4 separate regions of the Mus musculus genome follow, and all the other regions are linked to region 3. A link is a loop called in an ENCODE intact Hi-C map of the cell type or tissue named here. Cell type or tissue: heart. All regions are shown on one strand.

Region 1 (5,000 bases), 170 kb after region 3:
CCATGAGCCGGCCTAGCCAGTGGCTTCCACATTGGCCAGCAGGCTGCATGTGGCCTGGCAGGTAGAGAGCCAGGCTCCGGAGGTGTCGCAGTCGGAAGTTCTTGGGCTTGCTTCCCTGAGCACTGGGGCCCTGCTGCTGCTGGGCCCCCAATCCTCCCTCATAGATGTTGGGTGGTGTGTCAGGGTGGCTGGGGCGTCCTGGGGCCCAGCTCACTGCATCTGCAAGAGAGAGAGAGAGAGCAGGAGGGTGATGGCCAGTGGGAACAGCATCTGGGGGAAATGCAAGTACCAACTCATACGTAGCTTCTACTCCCTGGCTATCCAGTCTTAGTTCCTGTCTATTCCCACTACTCCGCTGCTCCCCTAACAGAGGCGCCCAAGCAGCCCAGGACTTTGGCACTGAGATCCCGTTGAGCACTTCAAGCTCGTTTTGTGCTCTCTACTCTAAAAAGAGTATGCTGGCACCAGTGTATATAAGCACAGTGGGTACAAGAGGGCATGCCTGGCCCAGTCATATAGCCTAGATCAGGAGTTACTCCCTTCCCAAGCATGCACATCCCTGGGCTCTCCCCAGTAGCTTTGGGCCCAGGTTGGGACAGTGTGGCATCTCTGCTGCTGCTCCTCCCTGCAGCCAGGCACCTTCTCTTATTCGAAGCTCAGAGAATGCACAGACCAAGGCTTCCATGGAGGGCCAGTATGGTGGGGGAGGAGTGGCCAGGCCTTCTGTGCAGTAGGGCCTGCTCTCCCCTGTCTAGGGGGTGGATCTGCAGGTCTCCCATAGCAACTGGTCCTTATGATGTCACAGTAAAGACTAGTCTTCCTGGACCTCCTAGTTTGGGAGAGTATGGTATGTCAGGGGCAAGGAGGGAGGCGGGCAAGGGAAGAGACCAGAAACCTAGGGTAAATTTGTTGATGTTAGATTCAGAGCAAGCCACATAAGACAAATTGGCTTTGGTATGCTGGAAAGTCATTCGCTAGGCTTCCTCATTTGTGGCAGGGAGAACGAGGATTTGGAGAACAAACCTGTAGAGATCTGAATCATGCTGAGAAGATGGTTCTGGGTGACACTTGTCTAATTATCCATTTTCTCATAGGTTAAGCAGTATGTAGATAATGCCAATTTTTTTCCTGTGCATTCTGACAAACTGGAACAATTATTCTGCTGGTAGAAATATAAAACTACAGGTTCTTTAGAATCTTAACTCCACCACAACTCTGTTTCATTATAGAAAATTTAGTTCTAGGTTTTACATCTAGGTGTATGAACCATTGTTTTTTACATAGATATTAATTTGCTATGGATTGCTCATTGTTTCAAAACCATTTGTTGCAAAGACTGTTCAAATGCATTGTCCCCCATGTTAGACTAGCCACGAATGTATGGCCCTACCCCACATATTTTTGTCCTTAAGTATCTACTCTTGGTCAGTACCACCGTGTTCTAGCCAAGGGCACCTTTACTTCTTGCACCTACCCATTTTCCTTATCGCCCACCCTTCCTGGCACAGCTCTCCTCTCTCCAGCCCTGCTTTTGTCGCGGTTGTCCTCGACTCGTAGCAGTCACCAAGGAGAGTTCTCTGTAGAGCCTGTGCTGACCCTGACACCCTAGGCGTGGTACACCAGCACTACCTCGCTCCACAGTTTCCAGGGCAACCTCTGGCGCGCGAGTCTGGGCGCCAATTTCCGGCTTGTCGGGAATACTGACTAGCTGTGCGTGCACAAAAGCCTTCCGGGTACAGGTCTCGAATTCTGCCCAGGGTAGGGTATCTTCGTTCCTGTCATTCTGTGGATACTTTATGAGGCTTCGACTGCGGGGTTTAGCTATGCTTTTACAAATACAAAGGAGACTCGGTCACAAAAGGTTATAATGTGCTCCATATATCAGTGAGGTAATGAGAGTTCCAACGGGACCAGAGCCAAAAGCGCTCTCTGAAAGACTATGACGTTGCGCAGCTCGCAAGGTGCTTGGCGCCACCTGTTGGTCTGTGTCCTGCGCTTGCGCTCACCACCCCTCTTCGCTTCCTGTCCTGTTTGGCCTGGTCCGCACGCTGTCCAAGGCCTCTGAGCGTTGCTATAGAGACCGGAGAGCGCTGGGCCTGCGAACTCTACAGAGACGGGCAGCGGCGCCCCAGTGGACTCTTGGGGACCAGAGCGCCATGTCTTTCCGCGACCTCCGCAGTAAGGCTGCACCCGGCTTTCCCGTGGGCTTCCCAGGATCTCGAGACTCCCCTGCCGGACCCCTGCCAGAGCCGTGGGCCCAGGCAGGCCGTGGGTCCCTGGGCCAGCCAGGGGCTGACAGAACTTTACAGCACCTTTGGAAAGTTCGGTCCGTCACTGGCCACGTGTAGCTAGAACACTGGGAATGTGTCTCGAGCCGCTGAAGAACTGAATGTTTAATTTCACCTCATTTTATCTCTGGTTGTCACGGCCACATTTGCAGCCGCATTAGAAAGGTCTTGCGGAAATGGAGACTTCTTCTGCATTTAGTTTGTAGAAAGAACCAGTAAAGCCGAGGAAGTGGCCGGATGAATGGATGGCTAGTGCTGCTAGGTTGTTTTGTTCATTTTTGAGGGTTTGTTTTGTTTGTTTGTATGTTACAATCTGTCACATGCTGTCCTCTATGTGGGCAATATTTCATTTACTCCTAGCAGGTTTGTGCCCTGGTTAGAGATGAAACAGGCAGCAAGAGGTCAAAGTAATTGAACGAGTTGCTTTAGAGTTTGAATCCAGCTTGCCTGAATGCCAAATACTGGGCAGAGAACTTGGCTAGAGAGTGGGGAAGCAGACTACTCTTACTCGTTATACTCTTTGGGGGAAACATCCTTTTTGTGGCAGGTGATTATATTTCACCCTTATTGTTCCTAGTTTTAACTGCAAGTTAAGTAGTATAGCTACCCCTGGTTCACACAGCTAGAGTGATGGGACTGTGTGACCTAAAAAATCTTACTTCACTTACAGAAGAGTAGCAGCTATTAGGGTCGTGTTGTCTAGGGTTTGAGGGTATTTGAAACAGTGTAATTATGACTGTCCCACGTAGTTTTTGATGAGGCTGGCACTTTACTGGGATCATTGAATAGTGATCATTGTACTGGAAAGAATATTTAAAAGGAGTATTTCAGAATTTATACTGATTTATATTTTTTTACCTTAAATAAATGCTGTATAGTGTGTAATCTATGAGACTGTCACCATTTATAACAGTGGAGAACTTGATAGCTACTACTTAGCTAAAAGGAGTGTTTAGGCAAAACCTGACTTTTTTCATAGAGGTATAAGGAAAAGCTGCAATATAAAGGGTATACATATATGGGATATATGTGTGTGTGTGATATAAGGGAAAGAAATAAGGGAAGGATGCTTCCTATCTTTCTACCATCTCTTCGTGACCTAGCAGAGTCTGCCTGCCCTGCTTTGTTGCCCAGATAGATTGTTTGGAATGCTGAATGTACATTTTGAATACCCGTAAGCATGAGTAGACATTACATTGCCAGGAACCATGGTCAAGATCTCAGCATATTGTAAGAACTCAGAAATGTTGGTTGTTTTCTTGCTTTCTTGCTCTCTTTTACTTGTTTTTCAAGACAAGGTTTTTTCCTGTCTTGAACAACAGCCCTGGATGACCTAGAACTTGTTTCATAGACCAGGTTAGCATCAGGTTCACAGAGGTCCATCTGCCTCTGCCTATGAGCACTGGGATTAAAGGTATGCAGCACCACGCCAGGCTTGGTTGCTCATCTGTAAGCCTCGCTTTCTTCATCATTGTTTTCTCCTTTCTTTCAAGCAGTGTGGCTTTGTTTTAGTTGCTCCCAACTTAAAATATTACTGTTTACTAATCTTTGGTTTTTCGAGACAGGGTTTCTCTGTGTAGCCCTGGCTGGCCTGGACCTCACTCTGTAGACCAGGCTGGCCTCGAACTCAGAAATCCGCCTGCCTCTGCCTCCCAAGTGCTGGGATTAAAGGCGTGCACCACCACGCCCAGCTTGTTTACTAATCTTTTTTTTTACAGTAAATCTAAATACTGCAGATAGTTCAGCCATTCTCTTATTAAATTTTCTCTGACTATAAAGTAATTGATCTTTAAAATTTATGTCATGAAAATCATATATGGTCACTGGAGGAAAAAAAACAATGTATAATCTTGTTCTAACAACGTGTTTTTCTCATGTTTTATGAGGCTAGGTAATTTTTATTTTGGATAGCAAAGAGGCAGCTACCAGAGAGAAATTAAAGCCCCAGCTAATACCTACGCCCCATTTCTCCAAAGGAAATCTACTATCGTTGAACTTGGGTGTTTTTCAGGTGATGGATTAGATATTGTTTCAAATCTCCCCTTTCCTTTCCCCATTCTAGAATTGATGAATTCAGCACCTGGAGTTGAGAAGACCTGATAAGAAAGGAAAGCATTAGATTAACTGTTTTCCAAAAGGAGATGCTATTTGACAAGGACTGACTGAACTGTGTTTTATATTGCACAGATTTCACCGAGATGATGAGAGCCTTGGGGTACCCACGCCATATTTCTATGGAGAATTTCCGCACACCCAACTTTGGGCTTGTCTCTGAAGTGCTTCTGTGGCTTGTGAAAAGGTTAGAATGCATTTTATTCACACCTTGGTGTGGATAGTTGGTTTCATTCAGTAGCTAACTGGAACTTCTAATGCAAAGGAAGGCTACAGTGAGGTTTGCATAGGATGGACTTAGCTGTAACTTATAAAGAGCTGCCACGCACGATGGTGCAAGTAGATGTCTGTTAGTTCAAGGTCAGCCTGGCCTACATAACAAGTTCCAGGAAAGCCAGGGCTGCGTAGTGAGAGACCCTGTCTCTTTCATTTTTAAGAGATGAAAGAAATGACGAGCGTTTGAAGAACGTTGAGGAGGTGACTGTCATCATGAGAGTGTTGGTACAGCCTCCACTTCAACCCTCACACAGAATCTCAGGGGCCTGCTCGCACACTCAGGATATACTGTAGTAGATGTATTATAAATATGGCTGGAGAACT
Region 2 (5,000 bases), 100 kb after region 3:
TCTCCCAGCCTTAAGGGAAAAAAATTGAAAGTTTTCTAGAGCATGCTTGCACATGCCTTTCATCCACACTGAGGAAGCAGAGGTTGAAGGATTATACACTGGGCTACATTGTGAGAAGTCTCAGAACAACAAAAAGATTATATATAACGAATAAAAATAAAAGGAGCTGGAGAGGCAGTTCACTGTATATAGCACTGGCTGCTCTTCCAGAGGGTCTGGGTTTGATTCCCAGCACCCACACCAGAGCTCACAACTCTCCAGTTTCAGGGGATTCCAACATTCTCTTCTGGCTTTCATGGGCAGCAGGCACATGTGATACACAGACAGACAGGCAGGCAAAACACCATACACCTTTAAATAAATAAATTTTAAAATAAACGAGAGCTGTGAAAGAAAGGCAAAAATCATAGGAGAAACTATTTTTGGAAATGTTAAGCTGTTAGTATGTGGGGAGAGGGTCCAAAGTCTTCAAGCATACGAAGATGTGTACGGAAAAAGTTAAGGTTGGTCTTCAAGTAAGAGAAGTTGTAGTTGCCTTACACTTTCTCTCATATCCCGTACTTCGTGAAACTCAAGAAAGTCTAATAGATGCTCTCCTGGTTTAATGACCCCCACACTGACCTCGTAAGTTCCATTCATCACATAATTATTGCTTCATTGATTGTGAAGACAGAGACTGATCTCTCACCATTGCACATCGTAGATGGTACCAGGTTGTCAGGCTTTACCTCAGACTCTGAAGATAGCCCATGCAGTGGGCAAACTACTTTGTTTCCTACGTGTTTGCATTCGTTGAGTCATTTGCGAAGGTTAGACCACGCAAGAATAGGAAAAAGCCTAGAGGCGAGGTCGAAGAAAGTTAAGATCCTGCTATGGAGAATGAGTTTCAGCGGGTTCGTCCAACCCCTGGGTCCTGTTTCAAGTACACCACAGACATGTCCTAAGAGGGAGGCCCTCCCGGCCAATATGAGACCTGACCTGAAGCCCCCCATACGGAGGACTCGCTGGACCCCTCGCACTTTCTGCTGCCCCAAATTCCCTCAGCCAACCGAGTGACTGCCAACTATCTGGTATTAGGCAGTACATTGCGAACGCTCCGGGACTAGCCACTGAACTACGACTCCCAAGAGGCACTGCGACTGATTGATAAATCAAACAGCCAATAAAAGATTAGCAGTGTCCTGGAGACCCAGTCCTGTAGAGGAGAGGCGGGCCTTCCCGTGGGTAGCTCTTGGAGCCAGTGGGCGTCTCCGTGGCGGGGCTCCGGCTCCTCCCCTAGACTGTGCTCTAGGGTTCCCGGTGTCCAGTCTCTGGCAAGGTGGGTCACCTGCAGGCGGGCACTGGCTTCTGAGCTGCCTCAGAACGTGGTGTCGCAGGTGGCTACTGGAACTGACACCCAACACTGCTGTGGAGCTGCGTGTCCGAGCTGACTGGGCCGCGGAGCCGCACTCCCTATCCTTAACCACGCATTGGTCGCGCTGTGGCCTTGGCTCTGCTTCGCTCAGAGGTGCTGGATCAGGTCGGTGTCTGCCAGATGCCGGAGAGTTGGTGCGAGCTACCCACAAGATGATAGCTTAAACTTTCCCTGGGGATTCCTCTACCGGCCCTAACGCGTTGTGAATTTCGCCAGATACAAAAATAAAATATTCTCTCCAGTGCCCTTCTGGGGTATTATGACTTTTCTCCTTAAAAACTGACGAAAAGACCGGGAACTATTTTGTTTTCAGAGTCTGGGATAAAGACTAGCAAATGAGAAAGCTATGTCTTTGCAGTCCTTCCAGGGAGGCTTCGTTCCTAACATTTTTCTAGCCTTCAGATTTCTCCAGAGCAAGGACCCAGAAGACATAATCAGTTTACCATTAGAGTGACACATTGTTCCCAGAGCCCCCAAAATGGCAGCTAGAATGGAGATAACTTTGAGCACCCACACTGAGGATTCTGACAAGCAAGAGAGACACATAATAATGAAGCTGGAAGAAAACCGTGGCCCCCCTCAGCAAAAAGCCTATCCTGACCCTGAGCTTTCCCGCCAGGGCTTCAGACACTTTTGCTATCAAGAAGTGTCTGGGCCCCAGGAAGCGCTCTCCTGCCTTCAACAGCTCTGCAGACAGTGGCTGCAGCCTGAACTACACACTAAAGAGCAGATTTTGGAGCTCCTGGTGATGGAGCAGTTTCTGGTCATCCTACCTCCAGAGATCCAGGCACAGGTCTGGCATCGGTATCCAAAGAGCAGCAGGGAGATTGTGACTCTGGTGGAAGATTTGCACAGAACATCCAAAAAACCAAAGCAGTGGGTAAGGAGGGTCCTATTTCTGTGGGTCCTAGGTAATGTTTTTGTTGTCTTTTGAGGTAGTGTTTTGTCTCATGATCCCTAGTTAGAGATTCCAGGCTTCAAAAGTTGCTTCCAGCCTGGAGGAATCCCCTTATCCCCCAAAGCCATAACCAGGGTTTCAGAAAACCGAGCCACTGGCACCCAGTGAGGAAGCAGAGAACTAAGCTATTCCTTCAGAGACTCCAACCTTGTAAGAGTAGGTTTTGTTTGTTTGTTTTTTAAGATTTTTATTTATTATATCTAAGTACACTGTAGCTGTCTTCAGATACACCAGCAGAGGGCGTCAGATCTCATTACGGATGTTTGTGAGCTGGGATTTGAACTCAGGACCTTTGGAAGAGCAGTCAGTGCTCTTAACCTCTGAGCCATCTCTCCAGCCCCCATAAGAGTAGTTTTAAGGAATCTCTACTGTCAGGTCTTCCCTGACCCACATCTTGAAGCTTTGCTACAATCAGAATTCTTAGCCAACAGGTCTAGCCTGTTCCATAGGAAACTAATTTTGGTGAAGCTCTGTGGACTTTGTTCCAGTGAAGTGTCTACCATATTGCCTTTGAATGGGAAAGTCTCAACTCAGTTCTCAGGTGTCTTGCCCCACCCCCTTCCCCAAGTGAAAGCCCAGCTGGAGCCACAAAAGGAAGCAAGTGACAGGTGGGGCAGCTTTGCTGGATCTGAGTGTCCTGGTCCTCTTTGGCAGGAAAACTTACCAAGTTGGAATGGCTTTCAGTGGCCCCTTACCATTCTCACGGGGCCTGTCTCTAGCAGAAGTAGAGAGGGGAGCATTGTTCATGATGATTCAGTAGTTTTGCAGCTCTCTTTTGATGATCTTGGCCCAAGCTGTGGGCACTACCTGGGAAGGCTGGCTGATTGTGAGGCAACCTCATTCTTTTTGCTCTGCCTGCTTTCCCTTTGCCTCCTTTTGGTGGCCTCTAGGTCCTTACCAGTTCTTCCCAGGGTAAGGGGGTCACTCTATAGCAGTGAGTGGCATGTTGCTCTCAGTTCATCAAGGAATGGAGAATTAATGGATAGCCCTTTTCCTAGGTGACTGTTTGTATGCAAGGGCAAAAGGTGCTCTTGGAGAAAACAGGAGCTCAGCTTGTAGAACAAGAACTTCGAGACTTTCAACCCCAAACTCCCAGCAGAGACATTCAGGAGGACTCTCTGGAAGAGCCTTCCTGCGAAGGATCTCACGAGCAGCTGAGTCCTCACCACTGGGAGAAGACTGTCCTCCAGGAACCAGTCCTCAGATTGACTGAGACAGGTAACCACTCTGGCTCTCTCACCAGCCTCTTTCCATCACAGCCTCCCATGGCTCTGCAAATGCAGTTGTGTTACATATACCCCCTTTAAAATTTATTATTTATGGGGGGGGGTGCCAAAGGGCACTTATGGAGGTCAGAGGACAACTTTGTGGAATCATTTCTTTCCTGTTACCTTTATTTGGGTTATAGAGATCAAACTCTGGTCTCTGGCTTGAGTAACCCTTACTTACTAATCCAGTTTCCTGGCCTTATAAAATTACACATGATAACTGATATTATTTTTGAGACAGTGTCTCACTATGCAGCCCCAGCTGGTCTGAAATTCACTCTGTAGACCTGAACTCACCGAGACCCACCTGCCTCTGCTTCCCAAGTGCTGGGATTAAAGGTCCACATTACCATACCCAGCCTGTTTGGGTGTTTCTTTGTCTGTTGAAGAATCACTGGATTCATTTGTAAAGTGGCTGCCCTGTCTGAGAGCCCTATCCACAAAGCAGAGGGTGCTTGTCCATATCCTTGCCAGCACTTCCTTTGGGCTGTTTTATTATGATGTAATATCCCTTGAGGTTTTGATTTTCATTCCCCTAATGAGTTGTGTTTGCCATTATTTCATATGTTTATTAAATTATATATCCTGGTCAGTGAGATGGCTCTGTGGGTAAAGGTACTTGCCACCAAGCCTGAAACCTGACTTCAATCCCTGAGGTCCACATGATGGAAGGAGGGAATCACTCCTGTAAGGTGTGTTCTCTGACCTTCACACACACACAATCATACAAACAATCATCCCTAACACACACACAATCATACAAACAACCATCCCTAACACACACACACAATCATACCTAATACACATACACACAACCATACAACCATCCCTAACACACACACACAATCTTACAAACAACTATCCCTAAAACACACACACAGACACACAGAGAGAGAGAGAGTAAATATAGTAAGACATTGTGAAAAGGAAATCTGATATTTTGTCTTTGGTTATTGGGTCTCATGTAGCCTAGGCTGGCTTCAAAGCCACTACAGAGCTGAGGGTGATCTTGAACTCCTGCTCCTCTAGCCTTTATCTCCTAAATCCTGTGACGAGAGGCCTTTGCCATCACTCCCAGTTTATAGAAGAATGCTAGTCATATGCTTTGCCCATTTTTAACTTGGAAGGTTTGTATTTTTATTGTTGAGGTTTAAGAGTTAAAAGGGGGAGGGGTCTGGATCCTAGACCTCACAGATGATAACTCATGAATGTTTTCTCTCATTCTGTGAATTATCTTTAGTATTTTGATGGTATTCCAAGAATCACAACTGTTTTTATGTTTTAAAATTTTTGTACTACATTTTTATTTATTTTCAGTGTACCTGTATGTGTGGGCATGCACATTCCATGTGCATATGTG
Region 3 (5,000 bases):
CCATCAGGTCATTAACTATTCAATTTGGACTACAACTGCATATAGGATACCTGGCATGGATGGATGCCCTTGGGGACCAATAGAGAATGCTAGATCCCCTGGATTTGAAGCTACAGAAGGCTGTGAGCCACCTTCTGTTGCTGGGAACAGAACCCACCCAGGTCCCCTGGGAGGTCAGCTACTGCTCATAACTGCGGAGTCATCTCCCCAACCCAACCTCCCAAGTCTTAGCCAGCTTTTTCTGAATGAACCTATACCAGCCCATGTGCTACCTAGTGTCTAGATAAATAGGCATTTGCCATGGCAGCCTGTGGGCTTTTGTACCTGTGATGAAACTACACACAGTCATCCAAAACAGACCATTTTTATTTCCACAGCCTAAGCTTTGCTACAGGTTAGCTGTATGAACTTAGGCCATCGACTTAACTGGCACTATTGGGAACAAGCAAAAGAAACTTATTCTAAATACTACCATTTTCTTTTTAGGTCATAGGACCTAAATTCAAGGTCCCAGGCTCTCGTGGAGCTGAGGACTTCCCAATAGTTAAACAGCTTCTATTATAAAGAAACAGTTGTCTGAGTCCTGACATCTCAGGGACAACTTTTAAGTTGTCTGAGTCAAGACATCTCAAGGACAACTTCTCTATCTTGCTGGCAGGATCAAATTAAGTTCATGTTCCCAGGCCCAGGCCCCAACTTCCATCCTGATTGATGGAAACTCCCTTTCTCAACCCCTTTTGTCAAAATGATTGGACAATGCTACCACCCAGCCCAGCCCAGCCCAACCCCCTTGCTTTATTGTTTCCTTTAAATATGCTGCACAGCATCCCCTCAAGGTCACAGTTCAGCTCATGAGTCTGTTCTACAGCCCTGATCAATCAGTAGCAGCTTGATTACAATAAATTTTTGGCATCTGCATTGACCTGGTATTTGAGTTATATTGGGACCTCACGACGGCACTCCATGCCATAACCACAGGACTTACTTCATACCATATCTTCAAAGTTCTATTTCATGTATGAATGCTGAAGCTCTGAAGGGAAAGATACCCTGGCAATCGGGAACCAAAAGTCGTGCCGCACGACAAACCTCATTCAAGAGACTCATTGGGAAGGAAAAATCCAGAACATCATTCTCAGCTCAGGAAAGAAAGCAGGGAACTGAGTGGTAGGCAGGGTTTATACAAGATTTCTTAATCTTCCCACCACAGCTTTCCAGGGTGAGGATTGGTAGAATTTCACTGAGCTTGAAGGAGATCAGAGACTGATGAGTTTGCTCAGGGCTTGAAGGGTTTCTATACCAAGCTCCAGGATTAGTGGGTTTTTCTGTTCAGGGTTGGTGGGATTTATTTATTTTTATCTTTTTGTCTTGTAGGGTGGGGCCAGGCTACTCTTCCTCCTCGGGCCAGGGAATGACAGTAACAGCTATTATTAAACAACTATTAGGGTTAGGGACCATTAAGGAAGTCAGAGGTGGGAGGGACCTGGCTGCTGGAGCTCCTGGTGGCCATTTTCCTGCCTCAAGGTCTTACAAAGTATAAAAAGTTCACAAAGGGAGACCAGAGCAAGGAAGGCTTTCCCTGCCTCTTGAGTTGCAATGAATAGACAACAATGTAAGCATGTGTCCAATAAGTGATTACGGGTTTTCGTGACACACTCCTAGAATCTGCAGACTCCACCACCTGTCTGTGACAGCTGCAGTCTCAGGCCTGGGCTATTCTCTCTTCAAAAAATAAGGAAGTCCGCCTTGGTGTTTCCTTTTCTTCAACCTTCAGGAAAATAGTCAGAGCCGATGATTATGCTAATCCTTAGACCTGCTCTGGGAGATGGCAAGAGCAGTTCATACCCAGAGCGTTCTTCTGGGTCGACCAGCCACCTAAAGATGGAGGACTAGGGACCATCGCTCACAGGGAGGCAAAAGCTCGGGCACGGGTATGTTTATCGTAGCTCGACAATCCATTTAGACCTGCTCAAGCCACAGTGCAGGCGCAATAACAAGGGCGCGCCATGGACTACATTTCCCACCAGCCCCAGGCAGCTCGAGCCCTGGAAGCACAGTCTATTTCCGGTTGTAGGTCTCCGGAGTGTTGGGATCGGCCTTCGGAAAGGTTTTCTTTGTTAAGCTTCTGGGCCCCGACATGACACTCTAGCGCCTCTGGACTCTGGTTCAAGCGTGGCTGAAGAACTTACCTTTTGGCAAACTTTCCTATGCAAATCTGAGCCAGGTTGTCCCCGGGTCACATCCGCCCAGGGATTCCCACCCCTACCGCTTCCCCACCTGGAGGCCCCGCCCATTGCGTAGCCCCGCCCCTCATCCCCATCCGACTTGTTCCCCTCCCGCTCTTTTATGCAAATTTTCCTTGTCCTGGGTGGACCGTGAGTACGTGGTGAGACCCGACCCAATGGGAGACAGCGCAAGGGAAACGTGAACCGGAAGTCCGTCCTGACTAGCGGCCGTTGGCTTATGACGCCTAACTCGCGTGCTGAGGCTTGCGACCCGGGCCCTGCGACTTAAGTTCTGTGCGGGCCTGAGAAGCCGGTCAGGTGGCGACGCTGCAGGCCTGATATTGCTGAGATTGTGACCTGGGTTCCTCCGGCGGGATTTGGAGCCCGGAGTCTCTCGGTTGCTGCAGCCGTGGCCTACTGCTGTACAGAACCCAGGGCGTCTCTCAAGGCGGACGTAGCTGGTGTCGGGACCTAGGCTGGTGTCGGGGCATGACTATGGCTGCGGGCCCAAGCTCGCAGGAGCCAGAAGGGCTCCTCATAGTGAAACTGGAGGAGGACTGTGCCTGGAGCCACGAGGTACCCCCGCCTGAGCCAGAGCCCAGCCCGGAGGCCTCCCATCTGCGATTTCGACGGTTCCGCTTTCAGGACGCCCCGGGTCCCCGGGAGGCCCTTAGCCGGCTTCAGGAGCTTTGCCGCGGGTGGCTGCGGCCGGAGATGCGCACCAAGGAACAGATCCTGGAGCTGTTGGTGCTGGAGCAGTTCTTGACTATCCTTCCCCAGGAGATTCAGAGCAGGGTGCAGGAGCTGCGCCCAGAGAGCGGCGAAGAAGCAGTCACTCTTGTGGAGCGTATGCAGAAAGAACTTGGGAAACTGAGGCAACAGGTGACAGCTGTTTTACCCGTGGTTTGGCCCGGAAGTCATTGTGCTAGCCTCTTCTGTAGTCGAATATACTTGATCGTCCTGAGTACACTTTACAGGAAGGAGAGGGATTTTTTTGTAGCTTATCCTTTCCTTCCAGATTGTTCCCATATGACGACAGTAGGAAGTGAGGAGCACTTCCACCAGTATTTAGTTATGTAGTTAGAAAGCTTCTCACAGGCCTCGTGACTTTGGGCAGACTACTTAATCTGTTTCGTCCTGTTTTTCTGTTGGCTAAAGCACTGTCTGGGAATAATTTTGAGGACTTGGAGAAAAGTATGTCGTTTGGATGACACCTACTGCCACTGCTTTGAGGGGTTTGTTTTGTGACAAAGTCTTACGTAGCTCAAGCTAACTGACTCAGTGTGTAGTTGAGCTTGGCTGCAGAACAGTGGTGGTCCTCCACCTTCAGTCTCCCCAAATTCCGAGTTCTAGGGTTACAGGCAGAGTCTAGATATGTAGCCCAGGCTTAAACTCGAGGCAATCCTCCTGCTTCAGCCTCCCCACTGCTGATTCCCACAGGCATGTGCCACTATCCCAGGCCTATATTTAGTGGATAACACCCAGCATATCTTAGTCAATAGTTTGCAATACAGAACTGGATCTCTGCTAATTGAACTCTGAAAAACAGCTAAGCACCGAGGGGCTATGGTCGCAGCCTGATAAGTTCACCTTATCTAGTAGTGAAACGTGGAAGCATCTAGAACAGGTGAGTGTGATCGAGCAGAAGTGAGGAGTATCAATGGAATATGTTGAGAAAGTGTGCATTGAGAGTGGACCCTCAGTTTTCTTGCTCCATCCCTCCCCCATTTTCTGCTACCACCTAAAAAGCCCTTAGCATAAAACATCTTCTTGGCCAAGACCAAAGGGATAGTCTGTGGTTCTCTGTTGAGGGTGTGTCCTAAGAATCCTGTACTAATTTCCAATTCTGTCAGCCCCGTTGTGATGATGAGTGATGTGGGTTGGTTCCCAGGTCACAAACCAAGGGCGGGGAGCAGAAGTGCTTTTGGAGGAGCCTTTGCCACTGGAAACAGCAGGAGAGTCACCGAGCTTCAAGCTGGAGCCAATGGAGACTGAGCGAAGCCCTGGCCCCAGGCTGCAGGAGCTGCTAGACCCCAGCCCCCAAAGGGACTCCCAGGCTGTAAAGGAGAGGGGTGAGGAACAGTTATCTGGGCAGGTGGGAGGGAGGAGGGGCTCTGGGATTGCCACTCACCCTAGCAGAATGTGGTACAGGTGCCAAGGAGAAAGAATTTCTGAAGTTAAAGTTCTCAGTTGTGTTCTGAAAAACCTAAAAGTGGTGGTATGAATTCTGTAAAGGTTGGATGGGAGGAAAGGGGAAGCTCTTAGTAAAGCCATTCTGTGTACAGAACAGGCAAATTCTAGTTAGCTGATTGATGTGGGGTGTATGGTTAGAACCCTGTCGGCCAGGATGGAGGATGGCTCACATGCCTTTACTATAACCCTGTTACTTTAGATCACCTTAGCACACCTTTGCTACTTTTTGTTTACTGTCAATCCTAAAAGCTGAGACTTGCAGTTGGGGAATGCATATTGTCTTATAATCTGGGCTGCTAAGATTTGGTGTTACTGTTCTCATTATAATTTCTGTTATCTTTAGCATTATCCGCTCCCTGGCTCTCTCTCTTCCCTCCTGAAGGGAATGTGGAAGATAAGGATATGACTGGGACCCAGGTGATGTGGAAGTTCTCATTGCCTTTCCCCAGAATTTTCCTTTTCTCCTCTGCTTTTAGGGTGGGAGGTTCCCCTATGCTACTAGAAAGATTTTTTTTTTTCTGATCAGATATCTCCCTTATTTTCTTTGTCTTTTCAACCCATCATTTGTAGGCTTCCCCCATG
Region 4 (5,000 bases), 140 kb after region 3:
CTTTTAGAACCCCGGGAATGTCTTTACTTTGTCATCACCCAGAATGTGCTTCTCAATCATTACTGCCGTTTCCATTCACGTGGGACCCTGTTGGATGTTGTTCTGAGTTAAATGCTAATTCTGACTGAGAGTCTGACAAGCCCCAAGGGGATGCTGATACTGAACCCCAGCTCATATGATAGAATGAGGATGCAGGTTGGGGTTGGCTTCTCCTCTGTCACTGAATAGGTTTATCACTATGTTGCAGCATGTAGATGCAGGGGAATGGAAAACAAGCTATTTTCTTTTCATAGCCTCACCTTTTTACTTTGAAGTTTCAAATCTGAACATTTGGATAATGGAGAATACACTTAACATAGTTTTCTCGTTGATGTGTTAGCAATGTTATTTCAAGGCTGTGTCACAAGTTGCACTTATCACATGCCCTCTTGCTTCAGCCTCTCCTGTGCCAACACACCAAGACCAATCTTCAGTAAGTTTAATTAGAAATAATTTCAGTAATGACACACAAAGTATAATTGTATTGAATGCTCAAAGTGCCTGAATGGGTCTAACCCTGCTTCTCACAGCTGCTTGCATACAGTAGCACGAATAAATACATTAGTCTAGAGTTGTAAATTATATAAGTCTTCATTTTGTCACAGTGATTTTCCATTCCTCCTTAAAAATTAACAACTAGGGCTGGGGAGATGACTCAGTGATTAAGAGCACTGACTGCTCTTCCAGAGGTCCTGAGTTCAAGTCCCAGCAACCACAAAGTGGCTCACAACCATCTGTAATGGGATCTGATATACTCTTCTGGCATGTCTGAAGACAGCTACAGTGTAACAGTATAAATAAAAATAAATAATATTTTAAAAATTAAAAACTAATACTGACATAAAAGGAAAATATAAAGGTTGCTCTACATAGATTTTGCTAGCCATATATATCATACTTAACAGGCAAGACTGTTAGCTATTTATGGTTGATTTGTATCTATCCGGGGATGGAAGTGTACAAGGCTGGCAGCCTTCTACCATTTAGTGACATATGAAACCACAAAATTCTACAATTGAGGTACACCTTACTTTCCAAGATGTTTAAAGACTATGGCTTTTTATGTTTCTAAGATCGTGATGTTTTACACAGTTTGAGACACAAAAATGTATTGATGTGCCTTGGACCAGCCTCAGTCAGCCTCCCTCAATCCGCGGAAAAAAATTTCAGGGTTCCCGTTGCAGGCAGGCATGGAGTTGGGACGAAAAAGGTGACAAACAGACACAGACACAAGGGAGTGCTGTATCTGGATGTAATTTGTCAAATTGAGCACCAGTCTTATATTACAGACGAAAAACAAGAAGGCTAGGCGAATACATTTGCCAAGGTACATTGGTTCTTACACAAAACAAAGAAAATGCATACATAAAAAGATAATGGGAGCCAGGCCTTGTTTACAACTGAGAATAGAAACAATCCTTAATTAAGATCAGCCAAACACAGGAGCCAGGTGAATGCTCTGATGCAATGCTAGTCTATTGTTAAACCCACCTACAGTGGTCCTTTAGTAAATACCTGATTATGCTATTCCTCTGGGCCTAGTGAAAAACCTGCACCAGGGGAATTCCATTCTACTAACCCTTTCATGAGTAATACTCCAACCCACCTATTTCCTAGGCCATTGTGTATTCCTGTGTTTGGGTGAAACTCAGCTATTGTTCTAAGTAATTACTATGCAGACTGGCCCTGAGCTTTTCTAGCTCTGTTCTAGTAAATTGTAATGTCTGATTATTTTCACTGTCTCTACTAGAAGTGAATTTGAATGTTACTGAATAGGTAACATTCTTACTGAATTCCAAGCTCAGGGTCAGGACATTGGAACACTGACAAAGGCTTAGCTATATGTCAAAATCAATCCTTAAAGGCACTTATAATAAAACAATACTGAAAGAGAGCACACGAATCCATACACCAGACTAACGCTGGGACAGGGTTTGAGTATACGTGCTATTGGAATGCCAAGGCTCCAGGAGGCGAAGTTTCCGTGAAAGTCTTCACCTCATGACTGCTTCCAGGTTTCTAAACCTGTAATGCGAGTCACTACTGGAGTGGATGTAGCACTGATGTATTTCTTGGATATTAATATTTTTTTAAGGTTGGTTGAGCCTTTGACTACATACCATTTTAGTTATCTAAAAGCAAAGAATAAACTGTTGGTCAGCAAGCTTTTCTCTGGTTACACGAACTGAATTATCTCTGAATTACATCTGGATATAGAACTCCCACCCCCACCCAGCCCTGAAGGCCAATGTCACTTGTCCACTGCAATGATAGCTCACGACCACCCTTCTGTGGCTGTCAGCGCGAGCGCGGGGCGGTGCCTTTTGAGTCAGGGCTTCTAGCAATCACCAGCGCCAGCATCTATTAATACTAACCTCCAGTGGGGGAAGAGCAGGCCAGCGGCGGAGCCGTGCGTCTCAGGACTAGGGAGGCCTCGGAGCTCCTCTGACCCGCTTGATCGAGGAAAGGCGCCCTCTGACCCGCTTGATTGAGGAAAGGCGCGGAAACCCCGGCCCGCCGCCGCCGGTGTCCACGCATGCACGCAAGGGCAGCTGGGCGGCTCGCAGCTGTCTTGAGCTTCCGCCGCCAGTGCGGGAGGCTTCGGGAGCAGGTCCCGCCAGCGGCCAGAGGCTTGCCAGCTCCCAACATGGTGGCGGCGGCGTCAGGGAGGGCGGTGCCACATGGCGTAGCAGCCAATGATCTTCCGGGCTGCGCCGCCGGCAGCACAGGAGAGGCGGAAGTGCCGCGGGGCCGCCTTCCCTGTCCCGGCTGCGGCCCCTGCCGGTTACATAATCTGTCGCGGGGGACCGCGCAGTCCCACGTCCGGCTTCCCGGCTCCCCCAGGATGCGCTGAGCCTTGAGACACCGTCCGCTGCCGCCGGCTCCCGTCCGAGGTGAGGCAGCCGGGGGCCTCGGCGGGTGCAAATCGGGGCGGTGAGGAGGTCGCTGTCGCGACACCGAGGGCACTGCCCGCCCGTGGGAGGCCGGGTTTTCCGGAGAGCCCCTTACCCACCCCTGCGCGGGGCGCTTCTTAGCGCCCAGTTTGTTTCCGTGACGGCGGCGAGGGGCGCGGTGGGGCGTCGGGAATTGGCCTTTCTGGGGACCCTCAGCCAGTAATTGCAGGAATTGGGAGATGGAAAGGCGGCATCCTCTGGTTTTGGAGGTGAAGGGTCTGGTCGACTCTTCTAGCTCCAGCCTGCCTCCCTTAAGGGACTTGTTGAGCTGGGGGTAATTGTCGACTTTTTGCACGCGTGAAAGCCGAGGACCCTGCTTTAGGTCTGTCGCGTCTTTTCATTCCAGCAGTACTTTTGGTATTCCGGCACATGGAAGCTAAGCGGACCCTCCATAATCGCCTCTGACTTATTTCTTCTGAATTGGAGAAAACATTTGCCAAGGAGAAAAGGGGATCTATGACCAGTGCTGCTGTCTTGGGCTGGGGCTGTGGAGAGGGTACTCTGGGCCTTCTGAACCTCCAGCAAATGCCTGCCTTGCTGGTGTCAAAACCCAAGGCTTGGGGAGCCAGGCTGCAATAAACATAAACTTTGGCTCCTTTATTGATCTCTTAACTCTGCCAAGTCCCAGAGCCATGTGCTTTTGGGTCATTCTTGTCACCCTTTGGTCTTGAAAGAAGAGACTCACAGCCTAACTCTGTGGCTCCTGTGGTGTCTGGAGTGCTAATTAAGGAAGTTGCCAAAGAGCTTTTCCTTTTTCAAAGTACTAGAAACATAAAATCCCTGAATTAGTCTTGGCTTGTCTGCTGGCTTGTGTGACCCAGCAGGCAAAGTCATGTTACTCCCGAAATCATCTATGCAAAGACTTGAGTCCACAAAACCATGTGACATGGAGGAGAGTTTTAGAAGGCCTGTGACCTTGTTACCAGCCGAAATGTCAGGAAGAGGAAGGTCTGGGACAAAAACAGCATATAAGTACACACAGAGAGAGATGCACACACCAGTGAACTGCGAGTTAGTACAATGTGATTAAAAACTAGAGGATGCCGAAGGGCCATCGTGCCAAAGTAGTACACTGCTCATGGCAGGGAACATAAGTCTACACACCTCCTTTTAGGGTTTTTGTATACAACAAGAATAATATGCCAGATGTAAGCCCCCTGAGAGTGGGGTTTGCATTGACTCTTTAAAAAGGTTGTAGTTTGCTAGATTTTCATCTTACAGACCTAGACAACCCCACATCAGGCTTCCTGGGCTGGGTTTCCATGAAAATTGTTACATCTTGTCACAGAATTAAGTCTGGTCTGGTGTCAGCACACCAGCACCAGCATAAAACATACAATTTCGGGTTGTTGGTTTTTTTAAGTCTCAATGTGTCTTGTCCTTACTATCTTTAACCTCTTTAAGTTGTAACTTGAAGAGATTTTGTCAGTGTTTGTTTAACCACACCCACACACCCGTGTGGAGAGTATCTTTAGATTTGACTTGTCCAAGTTGCATAGCAACAACAAGCTTCTGACCAGAATGGAAGATTTCTGGATGTCAGATCTGAGGGATTAAAGATAGTCCTGAACCAAGACCAAAGGTTATCTATAACCAAGGAGTGCTTGAGAGAGGAGAGATTGTGGTGCCTCAGCGTGCCTCTTAGTGCAGTGTGGAGAAGCTCAGGAGTGCTTGAGAGGAGAGATTGTGGTGCCTCAGCGTGCCTCTTAGTGCAGTGTGGAGAAGCTCAGGAGTGCTTGACAGGAGAGATTGTGGTGCCTCAGCGTGCCTCTTAGTGCAGTGTGGAGAAGCTCAGGAGTGCTTGAGAGGAGAGATTGTGGTGCCTCAGCGTGCCTCTTAGTGCAGTGTGGAGAAGCTCAGGAGTGCTTGACAGGAGAGATTGTGGTGCCTCAGCGTGCCTCTTAGTGCAGTGTGGAGAAGCTCAGGAGTGCTTGAGAGGAGAGATTGTGGTGCCTCAGCGTGCCTCTTAGTGCAGTGTGGAGAAGCTCAGGTGCATAGAGTCCTGCA

Evidence for each region. Hi-C counts contacts between places; a loop is a spot of excess contacts. Peaks named below come from ENCODE experiments on the same cell type or tissue, not always from the same donor. Only the 100,000 strongest peaks of a DNase experiment are listed, where the experiment ranks them.
Region 1: a loop joins it to region 3, with 6 times the contacts of the local background. A loop is called at or near these places in 10 of 42 quality-filtered maps.
Region 2: it touches region 3 in a loop (3-fold over the local background); 13 of 42 quality-filtered maps call a loop at or near these places.
Region 4: it touches region 3 in a loop (4-fold over the local background); 10 of 42 quality-filtered maps call a loop at or near these places.

The regions. Positions count from the first base shown.
Region 1 is chr16:3,906,976-3,911,975 of GRCm38, forward strand. 1700037C18Rik (RIKEN cDNA 1700037C18 gene) reads right to left here and starts at 1,714. Exons shown (of 3, transcript NM_028484.2): 1 at 1,475-1,714; 2 at 1-219. The coding sequence starts at 1,478. Cluap1 (clusterin associated protein 1) reads left to right here and starts at 2,034. Exons shown (of 12, transcript NM_029738.2): 1 at 2,034-2,178; 2 at 4,476-4,587. The coding sequence starts at 2,157. Gm41410 (predicted gene, 41410) reads right to left here and starts at 1,678. Exons shown (of 4, transcript NR_153801.1): 1 at 1,630-1,678; 2 at 1-219. In heart, a CTCF peak has its summit at 1,962 (motif pointing left); DNase peaks (open chromatin) are centred at 676, 1,666 and 2,036; H3K4me3 peaks cover 1,874 bases; H3K27ac peaks cover 1,398 bases.
Region 2 is chr16:3,845,981-3,850,980 of GRCm38, forward strand. Zfp174 (zinc finger protein 174) reads left to right here and starts at 1,243. Exons shown (of 3, transcript NM_001081217.1): 1 at 1,243-2,294; 2 at 3,371-3,590. The coding sequence starts at 1,893. In heart, CTCF peaks have their summits at 1,313 and 2,602 (motif pointing right); a DNase peak (open chromatin) is centred at 1,201; H3K4me3 peaks cover 1,561 bases; H3K27ac peaks cover 1,202 bases.
Region 3 is chr16:3,741,661-3,746,660 of GRCm38, forward strand. It overlaps Zfp263 (zinc finger protein 263), which reads left to right and starts at 2,439. Exons shown (of 6, transcript NM_148924.3): 1 at 2,439-3,107; 2 at 4,117-4,297; 3 at 4,762-4,835. The coding sequence starts at 2,715. In heart, no CTCF peak of the experiment used is centred here; DNase peaks (open chromatin) are centred at 2,021 and 2,381; H3K4me3 peaks cover 3,278 bases; H3K27ac peaks cover 2,138 bases.
Region 4 is chr16:3,881,874-3,886,873 of GRCm38, forward strand. Naa60 (N(alpha)-acetyltransferase 60, NatF catalytic subunit) reads left to right here and starts at 2,746. Exons shown (of 7, transcript NM_029090.3): 1 at 2,746-2,933. It also overlaps a transcript of Zfp597 not described here. In heart, a CTCF peak has its summit at 2,786; DNase peaks (open chromatin) are centred at 2,748 and 3,418; H3K4me3 peaks cover 2,361 bases; H3K27ac peaks cover 1,776 bases.